2 separate regions of the Homo sapiens genome follow, and region 2 is linked to region 1. The links are chromatin loops, found by intact Hi-C in ENCODE. Cell type or tissue: Caco-2. All regions are shown on one strand. Links, peaks and the distances in the headings refer to the core of each region. The heading gives the core; the rest is flanking DNA.

Region 1 (15,579 bases), core at 3,791-11,790:
CTAGGAACTTGTACTTACAATCAGACCATCTATTCAGTCTGTGACCCAGAGGATGGCCAGCCTTATATATGGAAATGAAAACACAAAAATGGGTACACGAATGTTCATTGCAGGATTATTTATAATAGACAAACAATGAACACCCCAAATGTCTATCAGCTGATAAATGGATAAAGAAAATGTGGTATATTCATAAAATGGAATATGATTTAGCATAAAAGGAACAAAAATACTGATACATACTACAACACGGATGAACCTCAAAACATTCTGCTGAGTGTATGAAGTCAGACACAAAAGGCTGCACATTGTATGGGCCCATTTATCTCAATGTCCAGGATAGGCAAATCCATAGAGACAGAAAGGAGATTAATGACTGTCAGGGGCTACCGGATGGGGAAGGGGGAATAACTCTTATTAGGTACAGTTTTCTTTCGAGAGCTGAAAATATTTTGCAATTAGGTAGTGGTGAGAGTTGCGCAACTTTGCAGCTATACTAAAGATGACTGAAGTGTGTACTATAAAAGTTGAATTTTCAACTTTTTCATATAAAATCTACGATTTAGAAAGGTTGCACTGGAGGTTCTCAGCAAATCATAAGCAGAGCATGAGGGATTTTCACCCAAGGGAGCACATCACACAACCATCACCTCAATAAAAACTAGAACATTCCCAGAGCCCCAGAGGCACCCCTGGTACCCCCTCCCAGTCACTACTCTCACCCAAAGGGTAACAAAAGATGAGTTTGGGTGGTTTCTGAACTTCGTGAAATCACATGGAACATACTGTCTTTACGCCTGGCTTCTTTCATCCAACATGGTGCTATGAGATTCGTGCATATGGTTGTGTGTGCGTAGAGCATGCTCATCCCATTGTGGGACAGAATTCCATTTTGAGTTCCATTCTGTTCCATGCCACACTTTACTTGCTTATTCTACTACAGATGGACTTTTTGGTTTGTTTCTAGCTTTTGGCCATTAGCGTCACAAACATTTTTGTGCATGTCTTTTGACATACATATGTACAATATTCCTCTCGCATGTATTCTGCAGATTGCTGGGTTGTAAGATATGTGGACAATCAGGTTTAGTGTACAATGCCAAGTAGCTTTCCTAAGTGTCTATACCAGTTTATACTCCCAACTTCAAAATATCAGAGTTCCAGGGGAATGCTTTAAAGCCAAAGTGTAAAAAATATGTGGTCCTCATTATGTCAAGAAAGGCAGGACTGTGGCCATATGTTTTATAAATGAAAATAAATGAAGGAAGAGAGAAGACATAATCACCTGGAGAAATGCAGACGGTGTATTAGTCCGTTTGCAACACTGCTGTAAAGAAATACCCAAGACTGGGTAATTTATAAAGGAAAGAGGTTCAATTGACTTACAGTTCCACATGGCTGGGGAGCCTCAGGAAACTTACAATCATGGCTGAAGGCGAAGGGGGAGCAAGTACCTTCTTCACATGGTAGCAAGAGAGAGAGAGAGAGCAGGGGAAACTGCCACTTATAAAACCATCAGATCTTGTGAGAATTCATATGACAAGAACAGCATGGGAGAAACCATCCCCATGATCCAATCACCTCCCACCAGCTCCCTCCCTCGAGATGTGGGGATTACAGTTCGAGATGAGATTTGGGTGGGGACAAAGAGTCAAACCACAGCAGACAGAGAGCGCCAGCTGCAGGGGCCGCATGGCCCACACCTGCATCCTTGCGGCCTCTGCAATGTATGGTCTCATTGTGAAGGCAGACTTCCAGCTGCTTCTCCTGCCATGAAATTTTCTTGTGTTAACTGTGTCGCCAGATAGAGTTCATCTTCTGTGGAATACTCTTGCTGTGTTCAATTAGTCCCCAGGTGTCCAGCTCTTATTTTGGTTTCAGCCCCGTGATAGGAACTGTGAGTGATCCAGGAGGCCGTCAGATGATGTCTGCATCCAGGGCTCCAGTGGCAAGCACTGGACAGCAGAGCTGGCAGAGATTAAACAAGTATCTGTGCACTGATATCTACCGATCTCACATGTCCCACGTTTCTCAGACTATAAGATGGAGAACAGGCAATAAAATGTCCCACCAAACTCAGGATGAAAACAGTAGGCTAGATTCATAGGCAGAGGAACAACCTTTATCAATGTGCTCTGATCCTGTCTTTGAAAATTTCCTGGGAAGGAGATGTCTTCCTTCTTTCTTCTTTTGTTTCTCCCCCAGCCCAGTGCAAAGCTGAAAAAGATGTCTTTCTAATGTCTCTGCACCAACATTGGGTCATGGTTGGTTGAGAGTCCACCTGTGCCTGGTGCCACGACAAGTGGTTTCATGGACACTGTCACACAATCTGCCTGAGGCAGGAGTTCTCATCTCCATCCTATAGGTGAGGGGACAGAGGACAACTATTAGGACAACCCATTGAGATTCCTCAAACGAGGACACTTGAACACACACTTCCAGCTCTATTAAGGGGAAATCTACACACAATAAAATTCATCCATTATTCATGTATAGTATGATGAGTTTTAGGGAATTTGAGCCTAGGCCTTCAGGATAACCATCCCAAAACCATGTGCACTACTAAACATCGATTTCAGCCATTTCTAGGCAGAGAGGACCGTGGCAGTTGCATCTTGGATAAGTAACTGACCTTGGGATAGTCGGGACTCCAAATGAAATACTGGAAATGTGAAGTTTTCTCGAGGCCATCAGACATCTCAAAATGTAGGCACCGTTAATTACGATAATTGAACTAGGACCTTCTCACTTTTAAGACAGAATCATGTGGTTCAGGAACCCAGTGAATCCCCTGCATTCCACAGCCTCCAATTCCATTTTGCTTGTCATTGAAGACTTCTGTTCCAACACTTACAGGTTTGCTACATTTCTCGTGCGTAGCATTTTGGCAGCCTGATCCAAGACCTTTTGGTGGCATATTTGAGAAATGTAAAATATTTTAACTGGAAAACTTAGGCCTCAGGTTTCAATTTCAACACAATGCAGAACTACTTCTTCACCTGACATTCACTTTGCATAATGAGAAATCTCTAGAACCCTAATGGGCACACAGAAGGATCAGTTCATCTGGAAATAACAAACCCCCTGTTCTAGGAGTTTCACTTGTTGACTGGCCATAATGTCTTTTGGGCTGTCGATTATAACTAAAAAACTTCTTGAAATGGTGCAGCTGAAATGACTTACCTACATGGTGAGTCTAGCCCTCAGCCTCTTCACATCCCCACCTCTGCTGGCTACTCCAGTTATTTTGCAGAACTCAGAGCTGGTCATATCTCCCTCTCTTCCCATTCCACCGCCATGACAACACCTTCAGGAAATTCTCCCAGGCCACAGGTATAAATCCCAAACTCTGAAGGTTGCACATAACACACTTCACTTGGCAATGCCAGCTTGGTTTCCAACACCTGTTCTTGTCATCTCAGACTCTGAGCATGATGCCCCCTCCAAATAACCAGGTTTTTTTTATATCTCAGAACTATGCACAGGCTGCAACGTCTGCCAAAAACACTCTCCCCTATTTTGAAGTGTCTGTCTTTGTTAAGTTGGCCTGACTCTTCCTGCTGCAGTGTACATTGCTCTGGTACAGACACTGATGACATAGTATTGTCATGAGGGGTCCCCACAGCGCAGGACAGGACATGGTCCATAGTGGGTGGCCAGCATATGTGACCGTAAGGGGCAGGAGGACTTGGGGTGATTCCCGAGGCAATCGCGCTAGTGGCCGTGCTAGTGTGGGTGGTTCCATTTCACTATGACTTGGGCCGTTTCCTTCTCCTGGTTTCCCTGTTTGCTTTGAGAGAGGGTGGTGGGAAGGGAGGACTGCCAGGTGGAATGAATTGGATTTAGGAGCGGTGGCTCTGGCCTTGAGCATAGCATTATACTTTTCCAAATGTCTGATAATAATAAAAACAGTTACTGAAAACACGGTCAGCTCCGGCTCATTAACAAGACGGCATGTTTCACAGCTGCCTGGGCAATCATGTGCCACTCAAATAGAATGATGTAATGTGAAATGAGCTTACTTTCAAAGTCACAAATTCATTGTTTAGGAAGGCCCAGACTCTTGCCAGAGTTTTTACTGGGTTATCTATTATTCATTCAAGACCAAGTAAACAGAAAGTTGGACGCAGGGCCACATGCTGGGATGGCGCAGCCCAAAAGCCAGGAGGTTCTGCCCAGTAGGAATAACCGTTCAACAGAGTCCCAGATGTCAAGCAGCCAGGTGCAGGGCTTCCAGCGGGGAAGGAGGCCTCCAAGCACAAAGGTCAGGTGGGTAAGAACCCAGCTGGGAGGGGGAGCATAGGGCCCCGGAGCTGTCCAAGTCACCCTAGAGCTGCAGGGAAGAGGTTGGGGTGGAGGCTGGGGCCGGAAGGGATGGGCATCAAGAGGTGAGGAAGCTAAGAATGTAGCTGAAATTGTTGCACATTGTTTAAGGTTGTTAATATGGAATCTGCTTTTTTCAAAATAATCAAGAGACCACATGGTTATCTTCACCTCTCAGGGTCTTGCTCTGTCACCCAGACTGTAGTGCAGTGGCATGATCACGGCTCACTGCGGGCTTGAGCTCCTGGGCTCTTCACAGGAGCTCAAGAAATACTTGTTGAATGGCTAAATCATCTCACTCTTCACAGGAAAGTAAACTCATAAGTAGATGCTCTTTCTAGCCTCCATTTCCTAGGGGGAGATAAGCTCACGGCTCCAAGGCATTACTCTCCACATATGCAGAGCCAGAACTCCAGGCCAGCCCCTCAGCTGCAGAGGCTGTGTGTGTCCTCCCTGGCTGTCCAGCTGCTCAGGGACGTTTTGCCCATACTTTTGTGTCTGACAGGGATGAGGTGAAGCAGGGCTGCCTCAACCCTTGGGAAGATGCGGAGTTTAAGGAGCAGCTGTCCTCCTTAGTTGAGAGATTCAGAGCCTGGGACTCCGGGCTGGAGAGCAGGCAGGCGACAGGCATGTTCTGCTGGGCCCTTTGGCTGGGGACTGGGGTCCATCCTGGAAGGAACCAGACCTGTAGAGGTGAGTGCTGGGCGGTGGTGCCAGGCGGTGGTGCAGCGCCCCTGGTGGGCTTGTTTGACGGAATTGCCCTTGGAGGTGCCACCCCTTGGTTGTCTTTGAGCATAACGTCTACTGGAAGCCTGTTGAGGTCACCCTTCTCCCAGGGCCCTAAGGAGATGCTCACGTCCTGTCCTAGTTTCAGGGCCACTTAGGTTTTCCTCATCTATTGAAAACTGCATTTCTTTTTCCACTGGCAACTGACAGCCCACCGGCGTCCCTTTCCTGCAACAGACGTCTAGGTCTGGAATCACAGGAGTCTCTGGCTTAGCCCCGCTCTTGTCTCTGTTTTCTGTTCCTGGATGGTTTTATTTCTTCCCTCCATCCACTTTCCACCTGAGAGCTGGCCTGGTATTATTTATGGAGCAATGTGAAATGAGTTCAAAAATCAGTGAGTTTAAAAATGGGAGGCCTCATGTTCATTAGGAAAGGTCTCTCCTTTCTTTCTTTGTCATGTCTTTCACATCCCATGGGGCTTCTGCAGTTGGTCCTGAACCAGGGAGCACTGGTCTGGAGGACTGAGAGTGCCCTGACCCTTCCAGGACCTCGCCCCTTGAGCCTGCCCCTCCCGTGAGGGTGATGGCTGAGAGGGGCTGAGGAAGAACCAGATGACAGGCAAGGGCTGCCCGGGCCGAGAAGGGCTGAGGAGGAACAGGCCACAGGTTGGGTGTGTGGTCAACATGGGAGCCAGCACTGAGCTGCCCCGCAGCTCCCAGGGGAAGTGGCCACCAGCCCTGGACTTCTGCCAAGGAGTCTCCCGGAAGGACAGCAGGGCGGGTGGGCGGTCAGGGTCAGGTCCACGCTTGTGCTGGTCCGTCCTGGAGCTCGCCATCCCGGGAGGGGTGCGCCACCGTGGGTGCAGGGGCATGTCCAGGCCTCAGCTGGTGACTTCCAGACAAAAAATGCCCAAGCAACTCTGAGGCCTGAGGGCAGCCTACGGGGAGCGGCCACCCGCTGAGTGTGGGAGCAACCACCGTGGGGTCGCAATTTAGGGGGCTTCGTTCTCCCGGACGCCAGATTCTGCGACCTGAGAGTCTCATGGTGGGGCTGGCCTGCCTTGAATGTGTGTGCATCCCATATTGAAAAAATGGATGGAGGGCCGGGCCCGGTGGCTCATGCCTGTAATCCCAGCACTTTGGGAGGCTGAGGTGGGCAGATCACTTGAGGTCAGGAGTTGAAGACCATCCTGGCCAACATGGTGAAACCCCGTCTCTACTAAAAATACAAAATTAGCTGGGTGGCACACTTCTGTAATCCCAGCTACTCAGGAGGCTGAGGCAGGAGACTCGCTTGAGCCCGAGAGGCGAAGGTTGCAGTGAGCCGAGATCATGCCACTGTACTCTAGCCTGGGCGACAAGAGCAAAACTCCGTCTCAAGAAAAAAATAAATAAATAAAAATAAAAACATGGAGAAGGCAAAGCACTCAGGCTTGGTTTTCTGCAGGTGGGAAAGGACCACACAGAGGCCAGACCCCTTCAGACGTGCCTGCTCCCCACACAGCCGGCTTGGGAGCCAGGTGGCCATTTTCCCATGTGAAGGAGAATATTTCCCTCCTCATTCAGGGCATCTGGGGTTGGGGGCCAGGACCTCCTCTGTCCCTGCTTCTCCTACATCCATCTGTCCAATGGATGCCAAGCTTCGACTGGTTGCCAGGCATGGGGCTGGGCCCCAGGAGAACCGGAGCAAGGACGAGACCTCTTCTCCATCCTGGTGAAGCTCTGTTCCTGGGCGGGTTAGTCAGGTACTCAGGACACCACAGAGGGCAGTGGGTGGAGGGCTTCAAAGTCATGCCCTCGGTAACTGGCCAGCAAGTGTTGCCACCAAGAGCCGTAAGGGGGCTTCAAAACGCTGGCACCTGCTACTGAAAGGTTTGTGGAATCTTCTTGAGATTAAAAATGAAAATGCTGCTGGCCTCTGTCTCTACACATTCTCTAGTGACTCTGTGTCTTCATCAGGGCAAATCATTCCTTGCAATAAATATCTTGAAGGTGTTCAATGAGCTGGCTAGTTAGAGCTTCTCTGGAGCCCTGTGTTCGAGTGGGACACTTGACTTTTGCTGTCAGGCCCCTCTTGGCATTGGGGTCACAGGGAGCAGTGATTCTCACACCCTACTGTGCAAAGGAATCCCCTGGGGCTTGTTGGAATGCAGACTTGCGCTCGGTGGCTCTGGGTGTGGACGAGGACCCTCTGCCCGCAAGCTCCCAAGTACTTGTCTGTTCGCGGCTGCTGGGCTGCAGGTCACCCCTTGACCAACAAGAGCTTAGACGGAGGCTTCTCCGCCGTGGCTGTACTGCTGTCCTGGACGATCTCTGTCTGTTGTGGGGGCTGTCCCGTGCACTGTGACATGTTCAGCAGCATCCCAGCCCTCCACCCACAGGGTTACAGTAGCACCCCCACCCTCAACCATGACAACCAAAAATGTCCGCAGACGTTTTCGTTTGCATCCCCTGGTGGACTGGGGCATGGGGGCGGGGTGTTGAGAACCACCGATTAGTAGACTTTCAAAGACTCTCCCAAATCCAGTTTTTTTGTGATCAAAAGTCCACATCAAATCCTCTTAGTTGGAAAACACGCATCACTCTAAGGCTGAAAAAGATGACTCCACAGCTGAGCTCTAAATGTCCTCTTAAAAATATAAAATCCCAGATCAACCTGTCTTCACAATGGCCGCATGTAGCAGCCCCTCCACAAAGACTGGGTACAGTGGCATTTGCACCTTCTAAGGGACCCTGGAGTGCGGCCTGACTGAGAGAGTGGATGGGGAGGGGATGCCGGGTCTCTGGCTCAGGTGTTGCGTGTTGGGAGCCCACTAGGTAGAACAAGTGTCCTCCACCCAGCTCAGCTCCGGAGCCTTCCTCGAAAGGCAAGAGGTCAATTCATCTTCTGCCTCAGCAGAATCGTCCCTTCCTTTACAAGGGGACTTTGCTCCATGATCTGACAGACCTGGGAAGTGTGTGGAGGTTTTACACGATGACTCAGTGCACATCAGAGTCAGAGACAGGACGGCCGAACACTGATTCCAGAGATAGGCATGTGGGCCCCGCCCGGGAAGGAGAGCTGCCTGGGAGATGGGGAGCTGCAAGAGAGCACCCAGAGGGGTAAATTTGCACAAGGCCACTGCGTACACTGGTACGTGCTTCCTTGAAAATGTGACATTTTCAGGCAGGGCGCGGTGGCTCAAGGCCGGGCACGGTGGCTCACGCCTATAATCCCAGCACTTTGGGAGGCCAAGGCGGATGGATCACGAGGTCAGAAGTTCAAGACCAGCCTGGCCAACATGGTGAAACCCCATCTCTACTAAAAATACAAAAATTAGCGGGGCGTGGTGGTGCATGCCTGTAATCCCAGCTACTTGGGAGGCTGAAGCAGGAGAATCGCTTGAACTCAGGAGGTGGAGGTTGCAGGGAGCCGAGACCGTGCCACTGCACTCCAGCCTGGCAACAGAGTGAGACTCAGTCTCAAAAAAAAAAAAAAAAAGAAAATGTGACATTAGTTTTCATTGCTCTGAAAGAAAAGCGAGACTGTTTCAACAGTTGGGTAAATTACTGTGCTTCCAGTAACAAAGACAGGTTTTCAGATGCAAAGTGACATGTACAACTACTGTGGAGAAATGTCCATCAGACGGAGTGCTAAGTGGGGACAGTGTGCCACCACTGAGCCAAGAATGGAGGAGATGAATGTGTGTGTGATATGGAAAATAAATGGAAGGAGAATTCAAAACCTTTCAAATTTGTTTTATATAAGGAGTAGAGAAGAATAATGAAAACAAGCACAAAAGTTAGACTTTTTTTTTCTTTTTTGAGACAGGCTCTTGCTCTGTAGCCCAGGCTGGAGTGCAATGGCACAATCACAGATTACCGTAGCCTCCACCTCCCAGCTCAATTGATCCTCCCACCTCAGCCTCCTGAGTAACTGGGACTACAGGCACACATCACCTCACTTGGCTAATTTTTGTATTTTTTGGAGAGATGGGGGTTTTGCCATGTTGCCCAGGCTGGTCTCAAACTCCTGGGCTCAAGCAATCCTCCTGCCTGAGCCTCTCAAAGTGCTGAGATTACAGCTGTGAGCCACCACACCCAGCCTAGACTTTTTTACATCTGTTTTCTCGCATAATTGGCTTTGGAGTCATGAATTTATAAAAAATTAATAGAACTTGTTTTTGTTTTTTTGAGATGGAGTTTCACTCTTTGTTGCCCAGGCTGGAGTGCAGTGGCGCGATCTCGGCTCACCACAACCTCCACCCCCCAGGTTCAAGCGATTCTCCTGCCTCAGCCTCCCAAGTAGCTGGGATTACAGGCATGTGCCACTACGCCCAGCTAATTTTGCATTTTTAATAGAAACGGGCTTTCTCCATGTTGGCCAGGCTGGTCTCAAACTCCTGACCTCAGGTGATCTACCTGCCTTAGCCTCCCAAAGTGCTGGGATTACAGGCATGAGCCACAGCGCCGGGCCCTAATAGACTGTTTTTTAGAGGAGTTTTGGGTTCACAGCAAAATTGAGGGGAAAGTACAGAGAATTCTCACATTCTCCCACTCTTCAACCCCCAAAACACCTTCCCCCACTGTCAACGACCTGCACTGGCCATACATTGTCGGACTCCATCAACCACGATAAACACATCATTGTCAGCGGGAGTCCGTCATTTACATGCAGACTAGCCCTTGAGTTTAACAAATGTATAATGACACATATCCACCATTATAGTATCATATGGAGTAGTTGCCCTAAAACCCTGCTGAGATGGTGCTGGTATTCTTATTCTGAGGTTGTCAGGTATCTAACGTGGAATGAAGCAATAGGTCATTAGTGATATTCTATCATTCCTGATGTCCCAAAAGCCGTGAATATCAGCGTGAGAGAAAGGGGATACAGACGGAAGGTGGAAGAGGAACCGCTGCCATCTTGGATATGAGTTAGAAGTGTGGTTAGGAGCTCCTGGGCTAGGAAGTACTTTATTTATTTATTTGTTTGTTTGTTTGTTTATTTATGAGACAGAGTCTCACTCTGTACTCACCCAGGCTGGAGTGCAGTAGCGTGATCTCGGCTCACTGCAACCTCCGCCTCCTGGGTTCAAGCGATTCTCCTGCCTCAGCCTCCCTTGTAGCTGGGATTACAGGTGCCTGTCACCATGCCCAGCTAATTTTTGTATTTTTAGTAGAGATGGGGTTTCACCATGTTGGCCAGGCTAGTCTTGATTGAACTCCTGACCTCAGGTGATCCGCCCACCTCAGCCTCCCAAAGTGCTGGCATTACAGGCATGAGCCACTGTGCCCAGCAGAAGTACTTTATAGATGTGTATTTCCTAGCTCTTCCACTGTAAAAGCTTAAAATCCATGACCAACCCTCAGCCATGTCCAGAGGGTGGCTTGCAAATTTCTAACTTAAAAAAACCCCCTGGAATCCTTGGAGAATGAGCTGATTCCATGTTTGGGCCAGGAAATGTACAAGATGAGCCACAACATCATATCCAATAGCAAAGATGTTCTCAAAGACTGTGAGGGTCAAGACAACAGGGCCCAGTAGCAACCTGGAGAAGCACACACCGGCCAAGACGAGACCATTTAAACATCAATAAAAATAAGTCAGTGCAACACATCAGATACGTTTAAATCAATTAAGTTCATTCTGGCACGAAAGGGAAAAACAAACTCGTCACTGCGGGAGATGCAGGGAACTGACTCATTGTTTTGCAAACTGGAAATTAAAAGAAAACACTTACGTATTCATGCTGTGGTGGCTGTACTGGTGGCTGACCAAATGGTATAGATAAGGGGATTTTTTCCTTACCAGGAGCATTCCAGTTAATAGGTGAAGGCAGACATCACGATTTTGTAGCCTGTAATCAATGAAATCGAACATCATAACAGCCCCACAAGACATATCTGCCTTTAGATGGAAGATTACAGCACCATCTATCAATATTATCAGTAATCTCGCCAAAAAAATCCAAATCTAAATTTGGTGAAGCCTCTAGATCCAATGATCCATTTATAGGAAATACAAAGGAGAGAGGAAAGTGTTAAGAGACAGACTCTGGCCAGGCGTGGTGGCTCACATCTGTAATCCCAGTACTTTGGGAGGCTGAGGCAGGTGGATCACTTGAGGTCAGGAGTTCAAGACCAGCCTGGGCAACATGGCGAAACCCCATCTCTACTAAAAATACAAAAAATTAGCCAGGTGTTGTGGCGCACACCTGTAATCCCAGGTACTTGGGAGGCTGAGGGAGGAGAATCGCTTGAACCCGGGAGGCAGAGGTTTCAGTGAGCTGAGATTGCACCACTGCACTCCAGCCTGGGGACAGTGTGAGACTGTCTACGAGAAAAAAAAAAGAGAGAGAGAGACAGACTCTAGGGATGCCATCTGGGAAACCCAGCAGGAAACCCCGAAGGAAAAACACCCCATTTTCTTCAACAAATACATTTCAGGGAACTCAAAGGTGGAGGGGAAATTTATAGGTTAGAAAAGGCTTAAAAGAAATACCTACTCAAAATATGAGTACTGATGAGAAAACTGTGAAAAAAATTACTATGGCATCAAAAGACAGTTGGAGATAACACTGACTGGAGGTTTGATGACATCAGTGGATAACTGTGAATTTTAAAAGTCAAGCGAGTATCCTTATCTCTTAGAGAAATGCCTTGAAATATGAGGGGATGGAATGAGGTGGTGTCTAGGATGTGCTTCAAGTCACACAGCAGAGGAACTAGCCAAGCATTGATCATGGCTGAAGCTGGATGGTTCATGGGGAGGCATTGGGCAGTTTTGTCTCTTTTTTATTTCTATTTATTTGTTTCATTATGTGTGTGTGTGTGTGTGTGTGTGTGTGTGTGTGTATACATATATAATATAGTTACACATATATATACACATATATTATACATATATACATATATATATATATTTTTTGAGATGGAGTCTCACTCTGTTTCCCAGGCTGGAGCGCAGTGGTGCGATCTTGGCTCACTGCAACCTCCGCCTCTTGGGTTCAAGTCATTCTCCTGCCTCAGCCTCCTGAGTAGCTGGGATTACAGGTGCACACCATCATGCCTGGGTAATTTTTGTGTTTTTAGAGACGAGGTTTTGTTATGTTGCCCAGACTGATCTCGAACTCCTGACCTCAAGTGATCTGCCTGCCTCGGCCTCCCAAAGTGCTGGGATTACAAGCATGAGCCACCATGCCCAGCCTTTCTTTTTTATATGTTTGAAATTCTGTATAATAAAAAAATAGAGGAAATGCATAGATCAGAGTCAAGCACATATGAGAATCCTAAGCTCCAGAAGAAGTGGTGTCTTGGGCTTTGTTTGGAATTTCCTTTCTGGATCGCTCACTATGTACCAGCTTTGTGATTTATAACCAGGAACGGAAGCAACAAAGAGCATTTAGGATGGCTTGAATTTGGAAGAATAGCATGATGGTTACACATGCAGACTCTGAAGCCAAGCTCATAGTTTCAAACCCCAGCTCCTAGCTGTGTGACCTTGGTCCCACTGTATACAATTGTATAGCCAATTTTCTTCCACATACCTCATCCTTATATGATGGTGACATCAGCTGGGCCAAGAAAGACTTCATTTGTTGAGTGCTTTGCTTTCATGCATGTGGAATTTCAGATTTGAATCCATTTCCAAGTGGAGTTATTAAGTAGACAGGGAGACTAACAGTCCGGAGTTTGAAGAGGTCTGTGCCAGAGATGTACATTTCAAATTCATCACCTAGATGATGGATGTCAACATACAGTTAGCATAGACATGGAGGGGGGTCATCACATAGATGGTGAATGTAGTCATATAGTTGGCATATAGATGATGGATGTTGTCACATAGATGATCTATGTCATCACATAGATGATGGACATCACTCTGTCGCTCAGGACGTCAACGCTGTCATCACCTTGATGATGATCATCATCATGTAGTCAACACATAGACAATGGACATCATCGTGGTCGTTACATAGACAATTGACATCTTCATGGTCATTACGTAGACAATGGACATCATCGTGGTCATTACATAGATAATGGACGTCATCACAGTCATCACATAGATGATGGATGTCATCATAGTCATCACACAGATGAAGGACATCGTCGTATGGTCAGCATATGAATGAGATCATTCAAGCCACAAGAAGTGAGCGTTGCACCCAGGGGACCCGGGAAATAAGACACTGGGCAGCAGCACAGGAGGAACCCCTGTGGTGTGAGGGAGGAAGGAGAGGTGTGTCCTTCCCGGCAGCCAAGTGAGGACGGTGCTCAGGGCGGAGCAAGCTTTGGCTCCCACACTGCTGCTGGTCAAGTGAGGCAAGCACTGAGGACAAGGCCCTGGAAAACTTGGCAAGAGCATCACGGGTTGATGGGGGAATCCGTGCTCCACGCATAGCCGTGACGGCTGTGACCTGGCTGGACACTGTGATGGTGAGGGGCATGGAGCTTTGGCAAGGACTCACTTTCTGTCAGAGGACAGGAGAGTTGAGGTCATAGGAGCATGGTCGGAACGTGGGTACCTCAGAGCGGGCCCCCAGGACCAGACAGGCTAGCTTTCTGGGTGCCTTGTTGGGATTGAGGACCTCCCACCCATCATGGCCACGGCCTCTCCCTAGAGGTGCATGGGAGGCACAGGTACAGGCTGCTGTTGGGGCTCTGGGGAAAGAAGGGACCCACGACCTGCACCTTATCACCCACTGCCTGCCACACTAAAGTAGAAGCTTCCTCTGACTCCAGGATTCCCAAGGAGGTGTGTGGTGGCCCAGGAAGAGCAACTGCCATGTGGACAACTCAGGAGGAATGGAGAGCAAATCCCTTCTGTCCCACATACACTCAAGGAAGCTGACCCGCTCAAGTAATGGAGGTCGGGGGAAGGGGGTTGAGAACCTGGACTCCACAGGCAGGGGGTCTACACTGGCACTGGTGAAGCAGGCAGAGCCTCAGGCACCTCCGGCCGCATCATTGTGTCCCGGGGACCCAGCAGCCCAAAAGGGCTACACGGACTTTCCTTGCAGAGCCACACAGAGGATTTCTTTCCTCTACTCAGTTCTAAAACAACGTCTCTTGCTCCCTTCAGTAAGGCGACCCCTCCCATGGCACAGCTAATATGTGTGAGTAGAAAAATAACAGTGACACAATCCACACAAGATCCATGGAGCAGATTTATCTTAGGATGGAATTTTTCAATGACACGTGTTAATGTGTGTGAACCTCCTTTGGTGGAATTTCACGGGGTGAAATAGAAAAGGACAAGGAAATTCTGAGAGGTGCACGAGGCTTTTTGGGCATGGTAATGAGACATCCTTTCTCAAAGCCCACCCTGTCTCCAGGTAAATCTTCACCAAGACAGTAGGAATAATGGGTGAAGGAAGTTACAGTGGCTCAAAACTACGGTTCTCACTCCACCAGGGGCTCTTACTATCTGCAAAGTAGAGCCCATTTGGGGGTGGGAATTGGAGGAAGTGGGTGCTCTGGACCAGCTGTGCAGAGCTCCTGTTGCAGAGACAGCTGTGGACCCAAGGCTCACGTGGGTGGGCAGAGCAAAGATGGCAGAAACCTGTTGCTCAATTTTTATCTTAAGGAAAATGAGCTCTGAGTCACGTTGAAAATCTGGTAACTCTAGGTGCTCCTACACAGTATTTACCGGGAACCAAAACTTCTAAAGTTGAGGCAACCTCAACTATGTGGGTCAAGAAACAACAGGAAACTCAGAAGACAGAAAATGCTGGAATGGAGCCAGTGAAGTGTCGATGGCAGTTATCTGGAAGGGATGAGGGTTGGAGGACTGTGGATATTTAAATTCTCATTTCTATTTTTTGGTATTTTATACACATTCTACTAGGAGCAAATAGTGCTTTTATAATTAGAAAAAAGTACAGAGGCTATTTTTTATAAAGAGAGGAGGGGGAAAGTTTACTGGATTTGCCTAGAACATGAGATTGTGACTGGGTGGAGATAACAGTGATAAATTCCTCTATTTTAAGCTACACAAATCTAGGAAGTCTACAACATCTAGAAATGTAGGAAATCGGAGTGTAGAGCCTGGCCATGGATTCTGTTCTTCATGTTTGAAATGTGCACGTTGAAAGAAAATTATCATTTTAAATTCTGTACAGTGTGTAACTTTAAAAAAGTACTGTATCTTCTAAACTTCAAACATTTTTTTAATCTACTTTTGAAAGTGTTTCCCTTTTTCTCTTGGCTGCCAGGATGCTCAGAGCTAAATTTGGGGCTTAGTCTGTATTGTTAAGGATAACAAACAACCATCTCTTCCCTTCTTTCCTTAATGTCCATTATTTTATGCTTGCTTGAATGATTTTATTGATTATGTTTTTATTACAAGCCCCTACAATCCTTTTGGCTGGGGATATAGTAATAGTAAATGATGTTATTTGACAGAGAAACTGTGAAGTCAAGAGAAACAGGGATTTTCCTCAGTTATGGGTGTCAAAGCTGGAGCTCAGATGGTGTTGGACTCCACACTTGGGCCACTGAGCTAGAATCCAGCCTCTCAGACTCCTCATCCAGTGCTCCTTTCACA
Region 2 (17,034 bases), core at 3,688-11,687, 69 kb before region 1:
GAGGTGAACAGGATACCTACTCTCATTCCCCCCAGTTTATTCTTATTAAATATTTATTTATAGTAAATTGGCTTTTGGGGTGCACAGTGCTATATAAATTTTAACATTATCTTGATTTATAAATACTGTCACGATCAGAATACGTAGACCCCAAAATTGTGCTACCCCATAGTCAAACCTTTCCTCCACTCCTAACCCACGCCAATCACTAATGTGTTCTGTGTCCCTGGAGTTTTTGGCTTTCTGCGAATGTCATGTAAATGGAATTATACAATTATTCTGTCAATGCCACTCTTTTGGGGGAGTGGGACTGGGCAAGAGAACAATTTCCATTTTTAACCACAGAGCTATGGCAGAAGGAACCAGTGAGCTGTCCCTCTGTTCCCCTTCTCCACATCTCCAATCACAGGTGTGAGAAAAGGAACTCCAGCCCAGGGTGGGACCAGCCCCTCCCCACACCCTCAATGTTTAAGAAATAAAAGTGTGTAATTTTTTGAGGCTGGCTTCTTCCACAGCACAATGCATTTGAAATGCATTCACATCGTTGTATCAAGTTTGTTCCCTTTTTTGCTGAGTGGTGGGTGTTTATGCATCCTCCATTGAAGGACATTTGAGTGATTTCCCATCTTCAGTGATTATAACCAGAGCTTCTATAAACATTCATGTGTGGGCTTTTATGTGAACACAAGTTTCCAGTTCTCTAGGGTAAATATCTAGGAGTGGGATGGCTGGGTCACATGGTGAGTGTTTACCTGTATAAGAAACTGCCAAACTGTTTTTCAGAGGGGCTACAGCATCTTGTCCTCCAACCAGCGATGCAGGGGAGTTCCAGGTGCCCCATATCCTCACCAACACTTGGTATTGTCAAGGTTAAAACAATTATTACAGCCACCTGATAGGTGTGTTGTAACTCATTGTGGTCTTCATTTATATTTCCCTTAATAAGACCAATGCTATTGTTCATGTGCTTATTTGTCATGTGTGTATATCTCCTTTGGTGACATAGCTGTTCAAATCTTTTGCGTTTTTAATTGGGTTATATAAAATTAAATTTAAATTAAGATTATACAGATTTGCTGTGAAAGAAGCCAGCCTCAAAAAGTTGCACACTGTATAATTCTATTTACATTGAGCTTTTAGAGTACTTTACATATTTTGGATACAAGTTCTTTGTCAAATACATGATTTCTAAATATTTTCTCCCAGTTTATAGTGAATCTTTTTATTCTCTTCAGAGTGATATTGGCTGGGTACATGTATTCAAATTTGTATTCAAATCTTAGTGTAGGCCCGCACAGTGGCTCATGCCTGTAATCCCAGCAATTCGGGAGTCTGGGGTGGGAGGATTGCTTCAGCTCAGGAGTTTGAGACCAGCATGGGCAACATAGTGAGACCCCATCTCTACCAAAAGTGAAAATTAGCTGGGTGTGGTGGTACATGCCTGTAGTCCCAGCTACTTGGGAGGCTGAGGCAGAAGGATCACTTGAGCCCAGGAGGATGAGGCTGCAGTGAGCTGTGACTACACCACTGCATTCTAGCCTGGGCAATAGAGCAAGACCCTGTCTCAAAAAAAAAAAAAAAAAAAAAAAGGGTGACATCGACAGAACAAACATTTTTAGTTTTGGTGAACTCTATCAAGTTTTTCTTCTATAGATTGTGTTTTTGATGTCATATCTAAGAACCCAAAGTCACAAGAGTTTATGTTTCTTGTATAAATTTTATAGTTTTACATTTTACTTGTAGATCTAGAATCAATTTTGAGTTTTCATATAAGATGTGTAAGAATTTAATATAATTTTTATGTATGAATTGTGTATAAGATCTGAGGTTTAGGTCAAGTTCATTTATTACATATGAATGTTCAAATGTTTCAACACTGATTGTTGAAAATACTTCCCTTAATCCATTGAACTGTCTTTGCACTTTTGACAAAAATCAGTTGGTTGGGTCTGGATTATTCATTCATGTATGGGTCTATTTCTTTGCCAATACCATTTTGTCTTGATTGCTGTAACTTTATAGTAAGTTTGAAAACTAGTGGTAGTAAGACTCTTCCAACTTAATTCTTTTTCAAAATTATTTGAGCTATTCTAGTTCCTTTGCCTTTCCATATACATTTTAGAAGCAGCTTTTTTATAAAAGCAAATAAAAATAATGCTACGATTTTGATAGGAATGGCAATAAACCTACAGGTCAGCTTGGGGAAAAATGACATCTTTACTATATTAAATCTTCTGATCAATGAATACAGCTGTCTCTCCATTTAGTTAGCTTTTCACTGATTTCTTTCATAAGCAATTTTGTAGTTTTCACCACTCAAATCCTGCACATTTTGTTAGATTTATATCTAAGTATTTCATATTCTGTGGGGGGAGATAGTATACATGAAATAGTTGTAAAATTTCAGATTCCAACTCTTCATTGCTAGTACATTGAACAGTGATGGATTTTGTTTTTGTCCTGTGTCCTGTGACTTTTCTAAATTCACTTATTGATTCTGTGAGCTTCTTTTGGTACAGTCCTGGGGACTTTCTATATAAACAATTGTCATCTATAAAGTAGAAATTTATTTATTTATATATATATATTGATTTATTTTGAGACAAGGTCTCATTCTGTCACCCAGGCTGGAGTTCAGTGGCAGGATCATGGCTCACTGCAGCCTCAACCTCCCCAAGCTCAGGTGATCCTCCCACCTCAGCCCCCTGAGTGGCTGGGATTACAGGCACACACCACCATACTCAGCTAATTTTTTTTTTTTTTTTTTTTTGAGACAGAGTCTTGCTCTGTGGGCTAGGCTGGAGTGCAGCAGCACGATCTCAGCTCACTGCAACCCCCGTCTACCAGGTTCAAGCAATTCTCCTGCCTCAGCCTCCCGAGTAGCTGGGATTACAGGCATGTGCCACCACATCTGGCTATTTTTTTTAAAAATTTTTATTAGATACAGGGTTTCACCATGTTGTCCAGGCTGGTCTTGAACTCCTGGGCTCAAGAGATCCACCTGCCTCAGTCTCCCAAAGTGCTGGGATTACAGGTGTGAGCCACCACACCCGGCCAATTGGAAATATTTTTATTTCTTCCTTTCTAATCTAGATGCTTTTACTTCTTTTTCTTGTGTCTTTGCTCTTGCAACCAGAGGATGTTTAATAGAAGTGCGGAGAGTGGAAAAATCTTACCTTGTTCCTGATCTTAGTGGAGAGCTTTTAGACTTTCGCCATGAAGCATAATATCAGCTCAAGCTTTTGTAGATGTCCTTTTTCAGGGTAAGGAAGTTCCCTTCTATTCCCAGTTTGTTGAGAGTTTTTGTCATGAATGGATGCTGAATTTTATCAAATGCTTTTTTTAATCAATTGATAAGATGACGTACAATTTCCTCTTGAGTTTACTAAGATGATGGGTTATATGGATTGATTTTTTTGGGGAATATTCAGCCAGCCTTACATTGCTGGGACAAACCCTATAATCTCATTTTATATCCTTGTTACATTTGGACTTTACTATGGGTATGCATTACTTTCATAAGAATCTGATAAAACTTAAATTTTAAAGAAATATACATACCTGATTCCATTTTCCCCTTTTTCTGGCTTCTGGTTAAGACCATCCTTTACCTGAGAGAGAAAACAGTAATGTAAAAATATTTTCAAAATAATATTCATTAGAATGAGTTCAGATGAATATTTCAGTCTTTGAGAAGGTGGTATTGACACTTATCCTAGGACCTAAGGACATGGTTACATTAGAAGGGCTCTGGAGGCCGGGCACAGTAGCTCACACCTGTAATCCCAGCACTTTGGGAGGCTAAGGCAGGAGGATCACTTGAGCTTAGGAGTTTGAGACCAGCCTGTGAGACACAGTGAGACCTTGTCTCTCTTAGAAATTAGCCAGGTGTGGTGATGCACACTTGTAGTTGTAGCTGCTCAGGAAGCTGACGTGGGAGGGAGAATCATTTGTTGAAAATTATTCTTGGGTCTGGGAGGTCGAGGCTGCAGTGAGCTGTGACCATGCCACTGCACTCCAGATGGTGCAACAGGGGGAGATCCTGTCTCAAAAAAAAAAAAAAAAAAAAAAAAAAGAAAAGAAAAAGAGGGTTTCTGGGCCAGGCATGGTGGTTCATGCCTGAAATCCCAGAGCTTTGGAAGGATCTCTTGGGGCCAAGAGTTTGAGACCAGCCAGGCAGCATAGTGAGATCCTGTTGAAAGTGAAAGGAAGAAAGAGAAAGAATGAAAGAATGGATGGACGGACAGAAGGAAGGAAGGAAGGGAGGGAGGGAGGGAGGGAAGGAAGGAAAGGAAGGAGAAAAGAGAAGAAAAGAGAAGAGAGAAAAGGAAGGAAGGAAGAAGAAAGAAGAAGGGCTCCATTTCTTCAGCCTTGATTTTCTTTAAAGCTAACATGAGCCTCTACAATTTTTGATCATTGGTTGCCGGTGCTTCCACAGAACACTACTGTCCAAAACTTTAGAACAAGCCACTCAGCAGCTCCCTAATTAAGCAAATGACCAAGAGTCTTAATTCCATATTGCAGTTCCGTAGAAGCTCACTGAAATGCACTTTACAGAATGCCCACAACTCTACAACTCTTTCATTTAGCTCAACTATACCTTTGTAGCTGCTGCTGCTGCTTTTTTTTTTTTTTTTTTTTTTTTTTTTTTTTTTTGAGACAGGGTCTTGTTCTGTCACCCAGGCTGGAGCACATTGGCATGAACATGGCTCACTGCAGCCTCTACCTCCTGGGCTCAAGCAATCCTCGCACCCCAGCCACCCAAGTAGCTGGGACGACAGGCATGCACCACCACACTCAGCTAATTTTTAAAATTTTTGTAGAGACAGGGGTCTCACTGCGTTGTCCAGGCTAGGTTTCACAGCTTTTTATGTGCGAATGACATATTTAGATCTCTGTATTTTCTCATCAAATATTTTGTATGCATAGTATTTTATTGCTTTTACCTGGTAGGCTTATTATACTTTTTCAGAGACTGCTCTAATTTTCTGACTATTTAGTGCAAATTTTTAAATTCAGTGCAATTAATTATATATTTTAAATTATCTGAAAAAGTCCCTGAGAATTCACATATGTACTCTGTGTGACTTCTGTACACACACGCATGCACATCTGTGCACAGACCCCATACAATGTCCAGAAGTTGTCTTTTTAGAAATTTCAATTAATATTAACTTTTACTATCCACCAGTCATACTTTTATTGGAAGTCTGACAGGTGTTCTTGAAGTCTTGTGTTCCAGAAGAAGGAAGAAATTGAGGATGATCTAATATAACACTATATGGGAGTAAAACAAAGTCACACCATAAAAATTTTGGCCTCCAGTATCACAAATAGCAAAGAGTCAGCTGTAGGTCTTCACACACTTACCACCTGGTAGTGATTGGGGGCCCACACTAGAAGCGTGTGGCGTTGGCCCTGCTTGAAGTCGTCAGTTACAGCAGTGACTGGTGATCCAGGAGAAGAAATGTTTATCCTTGTCAGTTTGTTTACATCAAAAGTCATAAATGCATTTGTCTATAGAGGGAGGGAAAGAGGCATAGTTAATATCACAGAGTCTCGGCACTATGCAACTGAACGCTGGAAGAGCAGTTATCTGATATTCTGCATTTCCAGGTTCATGTTCATAGATACCAAAAAAATGCCTGTGGGGAGTTGGCCTTTATTTGCCTCAGCTTCCCACCCACCCTTACAGACACCGTCATGAGGTTTTTGGTACCACCACAGGAACCATACTTTTCACCAAGCATCTTACTTTTATTTTGCTTTTATCAAAAATAAATACTATGAGAATAATTTCTACTGTTAGGCAAAGAACAGCACCAGAGCAAAAGCAACAGCCCTGGTAAAAATCAATACTGGGCTGCTCCAAGCATTAGGAATCGGGCTTTTTGTTTTTACCTTCAAGATTATTAGTTTCACAAGGTCTAAGGTTGTGGTGCTCAACCATGGCTAAACAGGAACGAGACTGGCTAAATCTCAACATCTCTGGGGCTAGGGCTGGGCGCGGTGGTTCATGCCTGTAATCCCAGCACTTTGGGAGGCTGAGGCAGGCCAATCTCTTGAGGACGGGAGTTTGAGACCAGCCTGGCCAACATGGCAAAATCCTGGCTCTATTAAAAATACAAAAATTAGTTGGGTGTGGTGGTTCATGCCTGTAATCCCAGCTATTTAGGTGGCTAAGGCATGAGAATCGCTTAAACCCAGGAGGCAGAGGTTACAGTGAGCCAAGATAGCGCCACTGCACTCAAGCCTGGGCGACAGAGTGAGGCTCTGTATTTAAGAAAAAAAAAAAAAAAAAGGGATCTCTGGGGCTGGGACCCAGGTATCAAAATTTTCAAAGCTCTCCGGGTGATTCTGACATGGGCTGGAGGTTGAGTACCACGAATCCAGAACAAGGGTGATCTAGAGCAGGGTTTTCCATCCTTGGCACTGTGAACATTTGGGTCACGTAATCTTTGTTATGGAGAGCTGTATGTCAGCATCCCTGGCTTCTACATGAGATGCCAGCAGCATACTCCCAGTTGCTACAACAAAAAATGTCTCCAGAGATGGCTAAATGTCCCCTAGCATCAAAATCTCCCCCAGTTTAGATCCTTGATCTGGTGGTTCCAGGCTCCAGCAGCAGCAGCATTCCTGAGAGCTAGTTAAATGCAGCATTTCAGGCCTGCTGATTAAAAATCTGCATTTTGGCTGGGTATGGTGGCTCACACCTGTAATCCCAACACTTTGGGAGGCTGAGGTGGGTGAATCACCTGAGGTCAGGAGTTCAAGACCAGCCTGGCCAACATGGCAAAACCCTGTCTCTACTAAAAATACAAAAATTAGCTGGGTGTGGTGGCACACACCTGTAATCCCAGCTACTCAGGAGGCTAAGGCAGAAGAAATGCTTGAACGTTTGTGGAGGCAGAGGCTGCAGTTAGCCAAGATTTTGCCACTGCACTCCAGCCTGGGTGACAGAGCAAGACTCCATCTAAAAAAAAAAAAAAAAAAATTCTGCATTTTAACCAGCTCCCTGGGCAATCTGCATACACAACAAACAACATAGTGTGGAGCACACTGGTTTAGAATATAGCCAACATGAGATCAAGATCCTTAGTTCACTTCTGGGCTGGCCTTGGCATTTATACAAGGACCAAGAAAAACAGCTTCTCTAAATCCTATTATAACAGGGTCAGAAGATGAAAAAGAAGGCAGCAATTTCCTTCTACTTACTTGAGACATTGGGCCAAGTGTCACCATCTCTCCAGGAAGAGATATATTCATGGTATTGTTTCCTATATTCAAAACTTTAATTTGGACTTCGTTTCCTTTGGGGAAGACTGGAAGAGTTTTCTGAGCAAAATAAAAGAAAATTGGCAGTGAGGTCTTCAATACAACATGGAAAGTCATCTTAACCCTGACAAGGGGGTGCTTTCCTCCAGCTGGGAAAAGCTGCGCTGGCTGAAACACGCCAGGTGTCTCCCACTAAGCTGCCAATCACAGACCTCGTGGCACCCACAGAAATGACTTTTGCACGGAATACTGAAGTGATATGGTTTGGCTGGGTCCCCACCCAAATCTCATCTTGAATTGTAGATCCCATAATTCCCGGGTGTTGTGGGAGGGAATCAGTGGGAGATAACTGAATCGTGGGGGTGGCTTCCCCCGTACTGTTCTTGTGGTAGTGAGTAAGACTCACAAGATCAGATGGTTTTATAAGGGAAAACCCCTTTCGCTTGGCTCTCTTTCTCTTTTTGCCTGCAGCCATGCAAGATGTGCCTTTCACCTTCTGCCATGACTGTGACGCTTCCCCAGCCATGTGGAACTGTGAGTCCATTAAATCTCTTTTTCTTTGTAAATTACCCAGTCTTGGGTACGTCTTTATCAGCAGCATGAGAATGGACTAATACGTGAACGAGTCAGAAAGATGCTGCTCTTATCTTATCTAGCCACTTCCAGGTCAAGGGCTGCCAAGATACGAAGCCAAATATCTGATGGCTCTGAGTCACTATAACCTAAACAAATATCCTTCTTGTCATGACACCTGAGATCTACCGTCACCCGACTCCAGTGTTCTACTGTAAGTCTGGAAGCCCAGTCCCCAGCCCTAGACGCAGCAGTGTACACATCTCACAAATGCCTGATGCTCTCCTGCCTCCATACCTTTGTTCAGAGTTTTTGTCTTTTTTCTACAATGCCCTCTTTCAAAACCCAGTGTCACTGAAGCAAGCCATGTCCACCTTAGCCCACAATTCATCTTCCACAAAGCTAGCTATGTCCAAGAGGAGCGTGAGTACAGCCATGTTCATGGCGGCACTGTTTGCAATAGCCAAAAGGTGCAGGTAACCCAAGTGCCTGTCGGGGGTGAATGGATGAACAATGTGGTGTATACACACAATGGGTTTAGTATTCAGTTTACAAAGGAAGGAAATTCTGACACAGTCTACAACAGGAGGAACCTTGAAGACAATATACTAAGTGAAATTAGCCAGTCACAAAAGGACAAATACCATATAATGCCACTCATAGGAAGTGCTAGAGTAGTCAGATTCATAGACTCAGAAAGTAGAATGGGGGTTGATGGGGCTAGGGAAAGGGGAAATGGGAGTTGTTTAATGGGTACAGAATTTCAGTTTTGTAAGATGAAGAGTTCTGAAGGTTGACTGCACAACAATGGAAAGGTACTTAACGCTACTGAACTGTACACTTAAAAATGGTTAATATGTGACCGGGCATGGGGGCTCATGCCTGTAATGCCAGGACTTTGGGAGGCTGAGGTGGGAGGATTGATTACCAGCCTGAGCAACACAGGGGGACCCTGGCTTTACAAAAAAATTTTAATAAATTAGTCGAGTGTGGTGGTGCATGCCTACAGTCCTAGCTACTCAGGAGGCTGAGGTGGGAGGATCGCTTGAGCCCAGGTGTGGCTGCAGTGAGCATGATCGCACCACTGCACTCCAGCAGCCTAGGCGACAGAGTGAGACCCTGTTTAAAAAAAAAAAAAAAAAAAAAAAAAAAAAAGAATACGGTAAATGTTATGTTATATATATATATATTTACTGCAATTAGTTTTTTTTAAATTTAAAGATATTAAAAGAGCTGCTCTGCCTGTGGAGTAGCCAGTCTTTATTCCTCTACTTTCTTAATAAACTTGCTTTCACTTAAAAATATAAACAAAGATATTAAAAGGGTGGGGGAGGGAAGGAACGAGAGAAAGACAGAGAGAGAGAGGCAAAGAGAGGGAGGAAGTGGTGGGGAATGGTGGGGAGAGGGAAGAGACCCTTACCCACCACATAACCCTGTTTCTAGGAACTGATCTCAGACTACCAGCATTAGTCTAGTTTAGCCCACTGCGAGTCCAATAGATGTGTGGATTAACTGAGAAACCAATCCTTTTTAGAAACACTAGAATTCAAAATACATTCTCACATCAAAAAGACCATTTACACACATTTGAAGTGATGCTTGTTTGTAAGTGATGAACTTCTTTTAACCAGATTCCCTGGGAGTTCAGATTGTGAAGGAACACATTCTGTAAACTTCTTTTCCATTATAAAAACTGTATTATAAATGCAAGCTACTTATGTAAGCCTTTTTCCCCTGCTGAAGCCCACCCACTGTACCCTCACACCCATGGTGCCTCCCACTGCCCACAGCTCCAGGGCTCAGTTTACAGAGAAAGACCTTGGCCTCCCCTAATCCCCTTCATGCTGAAGAAAGAAGATTCTGAACGCTCCACCTAAATCCACCAGGAAAGGACATGGGAGAACCAGGGGACAACTCACATCGATTTCCACCTGCACGATGGCAGCCACCACAAAGGCCATGGAGGCCAGGACCATGCCAACTGCCATCTTCTTCAAGGAGCTGATGGCACAAGAGAAGAGTGACTCTCAACCAGTTTCACATAGATGAGCTAAGCTAAACCCCCACCCCCACCATCCCCCCAACAAAACTAAATTCCTTCCAAAAACATGGGCTTGAAAGCACCTCTCCCCATCTTGGTCATGGATTCATGAGGATTCAAGGAGGATAAGTGGAATATAGCTTCTTGTTTGCATATTTACTTTTTTTTTTTTTTTTTTGAGACAGAGTCTCTTTCTGTCACCCCGGCTGGAGTGCAGTGGCACAATCTCAGCTCACTGCAACCTCTGCCTCCTAGCTTCAAGCAATTCTCATGCCTCAGCCTCCAGAGTAGCTGGGATTACAGGTGAGTGCCACCACACCCAGCTTATTTTTCGTATTTTTAGTAGAGATGGGAATTTGCCATGTTGGCCAGGCTGGTCTCGAACTCCTGACCTCAAATGGTCTGCCTGCCTTGGCCTCCCAAAGTGCTGGAATTACAGGCGTGAGCCACTGTGCCTGGCCTGTATATTTACATTAATTTCTAGAAACTATGGTTCAGGTGATACTCCAGATTACAATGACCATTCCTATCATCTGCGTAGAGAAGAAAGCCTTGATTAAAGGCCTTTTCAGGCTGTCAATCACAGCATTTTTATTTTAAAGAACATTTTCAGAAACATCAGCACACGAACATTTGTTTTCTTCATTCTTCAAAACCCTATCCTCTAGGCGAGGTTGCGGGAAGGGCTGCAGGCTGAGCGCAGCCCATCTGCAAAGCCCTGGGACCAAGGGAGCCTCAACCAACCCAACCCACCCGTCACCTACGTGAAATTGAAGCCACATTTTGCAATGAGAGGGTACAGCACAGCATCGAAGATCGGGACCATGATCACGATCAGGATGGCGTTCACGGTCTGCAGAGGAAGTGGAGGAGAAATGTTAAGCTTGTCTCAAAGACGACTCTGATCCCTGAAAGCAACTTACATGTCTTCTACCTGCATCTGATCGGGCTGAATTTCAAGAGCTCCCTAAAAAGAGAGGAAAACAATCTCAGTGAAAAATGTCATGAAAGGGAAGAAGAAAGGGGACAAAGAAACTAAAACAAAGGAGTCAAACTTACGATTTTCCCGGACATAGTTGTTGCCTGCAGTGTCCACCTGGAGCCCTTAAAAATGAATACATTTGCTGTATTATTTGGGGATGTGGGTTTTTAAAATTTTACAAGTCAATGGTGAGTCTTTTCCAAATCAGGAATGAGGTCTGACATGTTATGGGATTTAAAGTTGTTTTAAACATCAAGTTAATCTCCCAGCTCTATTATAATACTAGGTCAAAAGAAACCAGTTGCATTTCTAGCGTACGAGTGAACACAATACGGAGTGCTCCAACCCCTCCTGAAGCTGCACAAAGCAGTACCCTGAGATGAAGCTATCCCTAGGAAATACAAAAATGCATTTCTGAGGCTCGTTGGAAAGCATGGCATCGTCTGCAAGGTAAAAGTAGCTGTGCGTGTTGCAGATGGTCCATATTCACTGCCATCCAAGATTCACAAATATTATTGTTAACAGCCATTTTGACAGTCTAGGCTGGCTGCACCTAGATCTCCATCAAGAGAGTGGTGGATTTATACCTGGGCAGCCCCTTTACAGTCAACCTATTTCACAGTGAAAGAGGACACAGGACTGTACAGGTAAATATGATTATGTCTATGGAAGACTAAACATGTAAATGCTTCCGTATGAATCCATCAACTCCACTAGAAAGACATCATAGAAAGTCAGGAAATTGGCCAGGTGCAGTGGCTCACACCTATAATTCCAGCACTTTGGGAGGCCGAGGCGCGTGGATCACCTGAGGTTAGGAGTTGGAGACCGGCCTGGTCAACACAGCAGAACCCCGTCTCTACTAAAAATTAGCCAGATGTGGTGGCAGGTGCCTGTCATCTCAGCTGCTCAGGAGGCAGAGGCAGGAGAATCGCTTGAACTTGGGAAGTGGAGGTGGCAGTGAGCCAAGATAGTGCCACTGTACTCCAGCTTGGGCAACAGAGTGAGACTCTTGACTCAAAAAAAAAAAAAAAAAAAAAAAAGAAATCTACCCCTGTTTGAGTTCTTCATACAGGCCAGTCACTGAGTACCTTATGGATGTTCTCACACTGGACCCTCACAGCCTTGCGGAGGGTGATTAGCACCCTTTGGAAAATGTTAAGGGTTATTACAGTGACTCAAGTCTCACAGCTACCAGGTGAGGAGTGTGTTTCCAGTGACCGGCTCCTGTCCGCATGCAGCACTGCCTCCCGGGTCTGTCTGACACATCTCAATCTCCTACTTAAAATGAGGAGATGAATGTGTACACTCACATTTCTCCCAAGCAATGGCTTATCCCTATCACCATCCTCCCTGCTCAAACCACATGTGTTCATATATATTTTTTTAACTCCATTTCCTAAGAGAAACAATAGCTATTTTTTCATTCTGTAAACCAGGATTGATCTTTAAAAACAAACACTTTCCAATTGCTTTGGTTACTGAGCCCCATGCACTGAGTTGTCTAACACGATTGTGAAAAATTCCTGGGTATGTGTCTTAGGGCTGTGGTAGAAAGAGACAACAGGTCACCTGCCAGGTTGTAGGTCCCTGCTTGGAGAGGAGTCATTTTTCACCCCAGGATGGTACTTCTAGCCCAAGCATTCCATCTTACAGTGGAAGAGATCAAGTCCCTCTCCATTTATGTATGGGCTCCATAAAAGGCAATGTAACTTGTTACCACGCTGTATTGGTAGGAAAACAAACTCTTGACTCTCAGTTTTGATTGGAAGAGTGCTGGATGAAATCTTTCCCAAGGCTACTTGACTTGACCTCATGTAATTGTCTTCATTGTTAGCAACAGAAATGTGGATAGAACTACCTAGAATTGCTTTTGGTTTTGTTTTGTTTTGTTTTGTTTTTTACAATAAACTCAATGTGATCTAACAATTAAACAAGTGAAATATAAATAAGAAACTGGAGGAGAACTTTTTAGATGTGAAATATGAAGTGAGCCTTGGTACCTGGCAGTGCGGGATGTACGCTTGCTCCGTGAAGAAGAGCACAAGCAGAGTTTCACATTACCTGCTGGTCAAACAAGGCCCAGAACATTGGGAGTGGAATATACAGGAACATCACCCTCGTAACCATCTTAATTTGGGAGATGAGCCGCTCCTGTAGTTGGAGTGGGGAAGGGACAAATCAGCCACACCCTGTGTCCTGTGCCACTCACGGCTTACAGGTGCTGCTGATTTCAGTGGAGACACAGATATTTGCATCTAGAGGCAAGCTGGGAGGTGATTAATCCAAAACATACTGCCGCAGTTTTCTTTAGAAAATCGAAAATGTCTAAACTATTTAAAATATGAGTGAAAACATCTATTTAGGAGGTAAATTACGTGAATTTACTAAATGTAAATCCCACCACCGCCGTCACCACCTCTTGACTCTCCTATATTCAAACTAAGGTTATGTGATCCCAATTACATATAATTAATGCCAGATTATACCAAATGAAAAACTATGAAAAGGTAATATTATTTCCAGATCTATTTATCAAGTTCTTTCAATTAAAAAAATGCACTCATGCATAGTTTTATTTAATATGCTGTAAAGGTTAGGAAGGTATCACTGACCATTTTGTCCATGTAACCTTAATCTGAATTGAGATTTTTCAGTGTTCACTTCCTGGGGGAATCAGGGTCATTGTAGCAATGACCGTTACTTACATCGTATTTCTCTTTAGCCCAGTCCAGCCAGTGCTCCCTCTTGGGAAATGCCTTACTCCGATGCCTAAATCTATTTTTGATGGCAAACTGAAGGAAGGAAGAAAAATCGAATTTCAAAACAGGACCAACAACTTTGTCAGGGAAGCACATTTCAATTAAACTACCTTTAGGAGAAAAATATACGTGTGAGAAAAGCAAAATATACAATTGTATCTACTAGTATATGAGTACTTATTTCTATTAATAGTCTCTGTCCAACTAAGAGCGTTTGAGTTGGGGTGAACAGAATTAAGCTGTGTCCACTTTACTCTCCAGATCCTCTAGAGAAGCACGCCCAATAGAAATACAACACGTGTTTGCAATTTAAGTTTTCTAGTAGCCAGCTTAAAAAGTGAAACAGGTGAAATTCATTGTACATACATTTGTATAACATGATAAACCCCACTATGATTTTAATAGGTAATCAATATTTAAAAATTAATAAGAATTTTTACCTTCTTCTTCCATATTGTCTTCAAAATCCAGAGAATATTTTACACTTATGACATAATCTCAGTTTATTTGTTTGTTTGTTTTTGAGACAAGGTCTTGCTCTGTCGCCTAGGCTGAAATACAGTGGCACTGTCTTGGCTCACTGGAGCCTTGACCTCCCAGACTCAAATGATCCTCTCAGCTCGGCCTCCCAAGTAGCTGGGACCACGGGTATGTACCACCATGCCTGGCTAATGTTTTAATTTTTTTTTTAATGGAGACAGGGTTTTGCCATTTTGTCCAGACTGGTCTCAAATTCCTGAGCTCAGGCGATCCACTCGCCTCAGCCTCCCAAAGTGCTGGAGTGGCATTAGCCACCATGCCTGGCCAGCATATCTCAATTTGGATGCTAGATTTTTATTAGAAATACTTGATCTGTATTTAGGTTTTATAAAGTTTGTGTTTGAAAAACCAGATTTACACACTAAGTTGTTTCAAACATACTTAAAATCCTTCCAATAACTGAACTATTAGTTTTTAAGAGTAAGAACACACTACAGAGAAATACATTTATTAAAAAATTAAGGCTATAGGGAAACATATTTTAAGATATAATAACACAGGTCAGAAAAATACGATGGCCCACCCATCATAAAATTAGGGGCCACTAAGATTCCTTGTTAGTGTTGTTTAGGAAAAAGGCCTTTGGGAAGAGCAAAGTGCATTTGCAAAGACACAGCAAGAGGTGAGGCTGGTGGAGGCTGGAGGCATGAGCGTGATCGAAAGGCAGTAAGTTGGCCAGGCGCAGTGGCTCACACCTGTAATCCCAGCACTTCAGGAGGCTGAGGTGGGCGGATCACTTGAGACCAGGAGTTCAAGACCATCCTAGCCAACATAGCAAAACCCTGTCTCTACTAAAAATACAAAAATTAGCTGGGCGTGGTAGTGTACGTCTATAGTCTCTGCTATTTGGGAGGCTGAGGCTGAGGCAGGAGAATTGCTTGAATCTGGGAGACGGAGGTTGCAGTGAGCCGAGATCGTGCTACTACACTCTAGCCTGGGTGTCAGAGTGAGACTCTGTCTCAAAAAGGAAAAAAAAAAAAAAAAGAAAAGTAAGTCAAAGCTACAGGCTGACTTTAGGATACTTCGCAATATAGTTCTCATGACCCTAAATAGCTTGAAGTTGTTCTTCTGGAGTTTGAACTAAGTTGTCAATGACTTGTTAAGGAAGGACTTGGATGGGTAATTGGTAAGGTCCCCTCTTTGCTTGGAAAAAGCTTTTTGGTGGGAACAGTTCTAATGTGAGAAGAAAACAGTACAGCTGTCCTTGAAGGGATTTTTTTGACAGGGAGAGGGCACATTTATTTCAAAAAGTGAAATACAACACAATACAACAATCTAATAGTACAATACAATTGAAATATAATACAATAATCCCAGCACTTTGGGAGGCTGAGGCGGGCGGATCACCTGAGGTCAGGGGTTTGAGACCAGCCTGGCCAACATGGCAAACCCTGTCTCTACAGAAATAGAAAACTTAGCCAGGTGTGGTGGTGTGTGCTTATAGTCCCAGCTACTTGGTAGGCCGAGGCAGGAGAATCGCTTGAACTGGGAGGCAGAGGTTGCAGTGAGCTGAGAGTGCACCACTGCCCTCCAGCCTGGGCGACAGAGCAAGACTCCATCTCAAAAAAAAAAAAAAAAAAAGAAATGAAATATAATACAATAATCTAACGCAATAAGGCCAGGTAAGATAAAGTAAGTGATCTAAAATTATCTTAAGGCTGCCTTTTCATCCATAAGATTCACACATGTGATTTTTTTTTAATAAATGACACATTTACCTCCAGTTATACAACATATACAGTATGTTCACTAAAAAAATGGGGAGTGTATAAGGAAAAAAATCATTTGATTCCATTATCTAAGGATTCTACTCTCAACATTTATTTCCCACCCATAAATGTATGTGTATATGCATATCCTATGGAGGTACTTATGGAAGAAACCATATTCTGCACATTCCTATTACTACATATTCCTTAAAAACAAGACTGCTCCCGGCTGCATGCTATGCCAGAGATGAACTGTAAGTTCAGCACTGTCTTCCTATTTGCAGCAATTTGTGGGCTTACATTTTTGCTATTATAAGTATTACAATGATAATCTTTGTACATGAGTCTGTGTTCACTTTTTAAATATTTTTTTCTTACTCTAGTTTTGTTTTGAGACAGAGTCTCCCTCTGTCGCCCAGGCTGGAGTGCAATGGCACAATCTCGGCTCACTGCAACCTCTGCCTCCCAGGTTCAAGCAATTCTCCTGCCTCACCCTCCAGAGTAGCTGGGATTACAGGCACCCGCCACCATGCCTGGCTAATTTTTGTATTTTTAGTATAGACAGGGTTTTGCCATGTTGGCCAGGCTGGCCTCGAAGTCCTGATCAAGTGATCCGCCCGCCTAGGCCTCCCAAAGTGCTGGGACTACGGGCATGAGCCACAGTGCCTAGCCTATTTTCTTACTCTTAATTCTTGAAAGCAGCATGACTGACTTGAAGCAACTGAACACCTGAGACTCTTGCTACACATTGCCAAATTGAGCCTCCCCATTTTTGATTCACTGCTCCCTGACAAACCTCAAGCACTGTTCTGCCATTTCGACAGATGAAGAGTCACTTTGATTTGCTTTTCTTTGACCATTGATCTTATTTTATAAGCTCAAGAGCCATTTCTATTCTTCCCTTATTAAGTTCTGTTTGTGTCTTTTTGCATTTAGAAGAAGCTACAATTTACTGAAACAGTTAAGAACACTAAAAATATATTTAAAGGAAAGTCAAAGCTTAAATTTTAATTTAAAGAAAGTAGAAGGTTCTGAGGTGGTTAAATAGCCTTGAGAAAGAGCAGCTGAGATACTTACACCGATGCACTTGGCCACTTTACCCATGATGTTGCCCTGTGGCTTGAACTTCTTGTACATCCCACTGCCAAGGAC

Evidence for each region. A loop is a pair of places that touch in the nucleus more often than their neighbours do. Peaks named below come from ENCODE experiments on the same cell type or tissue, not always from the same donor. Only the 100,000 strongest peaks of a DNase experiment are listed, where the experiment ranks them.
Region 2: a loop joins it to region 1, with 6 times the contacts of the local background. A loop is called at or near these places in 2 of 110 quality-filtered maps.

The regions. Positions count from the first base shown.
Region 1 is chr13:98,768,246-98,783,824 of GRCh38, forward strand. No RefSeq gene overlaps it. Among named protein-coding and RNA genes, the nearest start is that of SLC15A1, 23 kb to the left of the region's middle. RefSeq lists a silencer at 13,570-13,864. In Caco-2, for the core only: no CTCF peak of the experiment used is centred there; DNase peaks (open chromatin) are centred at 4,276, 5,029 and 8,086.
Region 2 is chr13:98,698,919-98,715,952 of GRCh38, forward strand. SLC15A1 (solute carrier family 15 member 1) reads right to left here. Exons shown (of 23, transcript NM_005073.4): 9 at 16,960-17,034; 10 at 13,580-13,666; 11 at 12,936-13,025; 12 at 10,949-10,993; 13 at 10,824-10,856; 14 at 10,654-10,742; 15 at 9,768-9,849; 16 at 7,216-7,335; 17 at 5,371-5,517; 18 at 3,562-3,611. Among named protein-coding and RNA genes, the nearest start is that of SLC15A1, 45 kb to the right of the region's middle. RefSeq lists a silencer at 8,937-8,986. In Caco-2, for the core only: no CTCF peak of the experiment used is centred there; a DNase peak (open chromatin) is centred at 8,003.